Linked DNA regions of Homo sapiens: region 2 is linked to region 1. Evidence: read pairs that join two places in POLR2A ChIA-PET (ENCODE). Cell type or tissue: endothelial cell of umbilical vein. All regions are shown on one strand.

Evidence for each region. Peaks named below come from ENCODE experiments on the same cell type or tissue, not always from the same donor. Only the 100,000 strongest peaks of a DNase experiment are listed, where the experiment ranks them.
Region 2: POLR2A ChIA-PET joins it to region 1 with 6 read pairs; 3 of 35 experiments call an interaction of 5 or more read pairs at or near these places.

What each region holds. Positions count from the first base shown.
Region 1 is chr5:73,840,891-73,843,390 of GRCh38, reverse strand. The region is part of intron 11 of ARHGEF28 (Rho guanine nucleotide exchange factor 28); the gene reads right to left. Among named protein-coding and RNA genes, the nearest start is that of ARHGEF28, 220 kb to the right of the region's middle. In endothelial cell of umbilical vein, no CTCF peak of the experiment used is centred here; a DNase peak (open chromatin) is centred at 1,550.
Region 2 is chr5:73,573,602-73,576,101 of GRCh38, reverse strand. The region is part of intron 7 of UTP15 (UTP15 small subunit processome component); the gene reads right to left. Among named protein-coding and RNA genes, the nearest start is that of UTP15, 9.1 kb to the right of the region's middle. In endothelial cell of umbilical vein, no CTCF peak of the experiment used is centred here; no DNase peak of the experiment used is centred here.

The DNA of each region.
Region 1 (2,500 bases):
AGGGAGGGCAAAGGAGATGAAGTCAGCTCGTGGAACCAGCCAGAAAGCTTTTCTGTAGAATGGCTTCTCCTTCCTCTCCTGGCTTCCTCCCTTTCCCCTGAGCAGTGACATCTTCACAGAAGCTTCTAATTACCTGTACTCAAAACAGATATTTTGTCTAAATTATATTCTACAGAGGAAAAATTCTATCTGTAGCAGTGAAATGTTAAACTTTCCAAGACAAGACCATGATCAGAAAGTATAATTTCGATACTCTGCAAGTATCTGCATAAGTATCAATAAAACAGACAGACTATTTTGTGTCTTTTCCATGCTATATTCCTAGAAGACTTCTAAAGAACTTATTTATCTCTTGAGATCTGGGGGCTCACACACCTGACAGACTTTTTTTTTTTTTTTTTTTAAAGACAGAGTCTCACTCCGTCCCCCAGGCTGGAGTGCAGTAGTGCCATCTCTGCTCACTGAAATCTGTGCCTCCCGGATTCAGGCAATGAGCCTGCCTCAGCCCCTCCCCTGAGTAGATGGGATTAGAGATGTGTGCCACCATGCCCAGCTAATTTTTGTATTTTTACTAGAGCGGGAGTTTCACCGTGTTGGCCGCCTAGGCTGGTCTCAAACTCCTGACCTCAGGTGATCCACCTGCCTCGGCCTCCCAAAGTACGGGGATTGCAGGTGTGAGCCACCATACCTGGCCACTTGACAGATCTTAAAGATCCACTAGAATGCATTTATCACACATAGCTCAATTTATTTTTGCAAAACTGTATAGAATCTTGTGTGGACTGGCAGTCTCTTGTCCCAAGCAGACGTGTGGACAGTTCAAATTAGCCTATCACTTCAAATTATAGTAGTGACTACCCAGCATCTACAAAACCATAATTCACAAAGTATAAATCTAAAGCAAGTCTTTTATTATTTACACATCACACATAACCCTTGGTACCAATATGTGCTAAAGTTTTACAACCTCAAATTGCATGTTGTGGTGTATCTCAGTGATGGACACCTACTGATTGCTGGTTCCTCTACCTTTCTCTCCCCTCTATATTAACTCCCTGCTGAATACTCATTCACCTATGTGCATGTTCATTCACAGAGAAATATTTATATACATAGTCACATATGTGTGTGCATTTTATGTTCACTTTGATTCATTTTATACGTGAAAATGAACATATAATCACATGGGTAGGATATGGGGGAAAAAAAAGCTACTCCCTAAGGAAAGTGTGATCAACAGGATAAAATGAAATTAGTGGAAATTGGCCTGTTCCCAAAAGAAAATAGACAATCAGATAGACAGATACAGATATACAGATATGGACACACATGTGTGCACACACACTAATATATGTAATCATATCAGATGCAATGAAACTATCATTTCAATGAGTTTTTATATATGCAAGAAAATATAAGGTAACTGAAAGTAAAATAAATATAAGATAAATTTTATGTTAAAATATAAAATACAAACATATGTTAAATAAAACAAACACTCATGAGCCCACCCACCTTGAAACTTGGATACTGGCCATCTACCATGGAAACTCTGTTATGATTCATTCCATTCCCATTTCCCTATTTCCTTCCCTAGATGTAACAACTATTTTGAATTTAGGAATTTTTTCCCCTTCATTATTTTGTTTTTCTTTTTCTCTCTTTTTTTTTTTTTTTTCTTCTTTTTGAGACAGGTCTCACTCTGTCACCCAGGTTGGAGTTCAGTGGTGCCATCTTGGCTCACTGCAACTTCTGCCTCCCAGGTTCAAGCGATCCTCCCACCCCAACCTGCCAAGTATCAGGACCACATGTGCGTGCCACCATGCCCAGATAATTTTTGTATTTTTGGTAGAGATGGGGTTTTACCATGTTGCCCATGCTGGTCTTGAGCTCCTGAGTTCAAGCATTCTGCCTGCCTTGGCCTCCCAAAGTGCTGGAATTACAGGCGTGAGCCACCACGCCAGGCCTCTTGTTTTTCTTTATAGCTTATGCACATATGTAGGTGCCCTATAATAATATATTTTTTAATTTGCATTCTATAAAAATGAAATCTAACAAGTATTTTGGGGCTTTTTTTGTTCCTTCATGCTTCTAAGGTCTATGTTATTATGCATGCAGATGTAATTGTAGCTAATTCATTTTCATTACTGTACAGTATTCTATTGTGTAACTATATATAAGTTATTTATTCCACATTTGGGTTATTTCCTGCTGCTATAATAATACTCCATATAGGTCTCCTAGTACACGAGAGGAAAATGCATATTTGACTTTACAAGATAATGTCAAATTATTTTCCCAAGTTACACAATTTTCTCTCCTATCATCTTTATGCAGGAATTTCCATGTTATGCATTCTCACCAAAACATGGGATTGTTAGATTTTTTAATTTTTGCCAGTCAAGTGAGTATAAACTGGTATCTCATCGTGGTTTTCCTTTATCATATTTTAGTCAGTTTTCTTAAGTGTCTTACTTTCAAATCAGTGAATATAGGAACC
Region 2 (2,500 bases), 270 kb after region 1:
GGAAAAAAAAAAAACAGAAGGACAGACCATGAGCCACTGTCATCTGAAGATCAAACTTGGGAGTAAAGAAAAGGTATTAGCCGGGTGCGGTGGCTCACACCTGTAGTAATCCCAGCACTTTTGGAGGCCGAGGTGGGCAGATCACCTGAGGTCGGGAGTTAAAGAGCAGCCTGACCAACATGGAGAAACCCTGTCTCTACTAAAAATACAAAATCAGCCGGGCATGGTGGCACATGCCTGTAATCTCGGCTACTTGGGAGCTGAAGCAGGAGAATCACATGAACCCAGGAGGCAGAAGGTGCGGTGAGCCGAGACCGCGCCATTGCACTCCAGCCTGGGCAACAAGAGTGAAACTCCATCTTAAAAAAAAAAAAAGAAAAAATTATCAATGAAAGCACATCACAAAGCCAAGTGTGATGGCTCACACCTGTAATCCCAGCACTCTGGGAGGCCAAGGACAGCAGATTGTTTGAGCCCAGGAGTTCAAGACCAGCCTGGGCAACTTGAAGAAACCCTGTCTCTAAAAAAATAAATTAAAAAAAAAAAAAGAAAGAAAGAAAGTACACATGAAGCCAAAGATCAGGGATTCTCAACCTCAGAATTACTGTCATTTTGGGGCACAGAATTCTTTTTTGTGGGGGTTGTTCTGTGCATTGTAGGATGTTTAGCAGCCTTCCTGGCCTCTATCCCCTATATGGTAAGTACCATGAGTTGTGATAAAAAACAATACTTTCTCAAGATATTGTCAAACGTTCCTTGAGGAACAAAAATCACTCTTGGTTGAAACCACCACAAATAGAGCCAATTTACACTTAGCTTTTAGGAACATACCTAAGAATCAAGTCCCAAATTGCCGAGTAACATGATTTCAGTAACATGTGTAAACTTGCCATGTATTTACATAAAAAATTCCTTTGTATTAAAAATATTTTCTAGCTTTTAAAATATGTACAGTCAATCCTTCTTATGGCAGGTTCCACATCTGCAGATTCAACCAACCATGGATTGAAAATATCCATAAATATATAAACAATACAGAATTTTAAAATACAGTGTAACAACTATTTACATAGCATTTGCATTGTATTAGGTATTACAAATAAGCAAGCCATGATTTAAAGTATACAGTGGATGTGTGTAGGTTATATGCAAATATGCCATTTTAAATAAGGGACTTGGGCATCCACAACCAATTCTCCTCAGTTACCAAGAGATGACTGTATACTTTTTAATTAACATGCTGAAAACTAAAGTTTTTCATAAGAGCAGAAAAAAATGAAAATATGGAAATAAAATAATAAAAAATAGATCATGTAAGCCGGGCACGGTGGCTCACGCCAGTAATCCAGCACTTTGGGAGGCTGAGGTGGGAGGATCTGTTGAACTCAGGAGTTTGAGACCAGCCTCGGCAACATGGCAAAACCCCATCTCAACAAAAATACAAAAATGAGTCAGGTACAGTGGCGCGTGCCGGTGGTCCCAGCTACTGAGGAAGCTGAGGCGAGGGGATCGCTCGAAGCCAGGAGGTGGAGGTTGCAGTCAGCCAAGATCATGCCACTGCCCTCCAGCCTGGGCGACAGAGCAAAACCCTGTCTCAAAAAAAAAAAAAATTAATAATAAATCATGTAAATTCTAGAACTGTGCCATACTTCTAGCTGCACATGGCTACTGACCACTTGAAATGTGGCTAGTGAAAATGAGAAACTAAATTTTTTATTTTATCTAATTTTAATTTAAAAACTGAGACAGTAATTTTTATAAAATATTATCTTTTTTTTTTTAGAGACAGGGTATCACTGTAACCCAGGATAGAGTACAGTGGTACTATCACAGCTCACTGCAACCTCAAACTCCGGCTTAAGTGCTTCTCCTGCCTCAGCCTCCCTAGTAGCTATGATTAAAGGTGTGTACCACTGTGGCCAGCTAATTTTTTTAATTTTTTGTAGAGATGGGGTCTCACTATATTCCCTAGGCTGGTCTCAAACTCCTGGCCTCAAGTGATCCTCCCACCTCAGCCTCCCAAAGCACTGGGATTACAGGTGTAAGCCACTGTACCAACCTAAAATATGATTATTGTATCATAGTGCACATGTTTAGATGCTTAATTTATTTCTAGTATCTTAATAATTTTGACATAGATTACATACTGAAATTATATTTTATATGTAATATATATTTTATTTTTACATTAGATATTAGGCTAAATAAAATGTGCTATCTAACTTTTAGGTCAGGCGTGGTGGCTCATGCCTGTAATCCCAGCACTTTGGGAGGCCAAGGTGAGTGGATCACCTGAAGTCAGAAGTTCCAGACCAGCCTGGCCATCACGGCGAAACTCTGTCTCTACTAAAAATACAAAAATTAGCCGGGCAAGGTGGCAAGCGCCTATAATCCCAGCCACTCAGGAAGCTGAGGCAGAATCGCTTGAACCCGGGAAGCAGAGGTTGCAGTGAGCTGAGATCCCACCACTGCACTCCAGCCTGGGCAACAGAGCGAGATG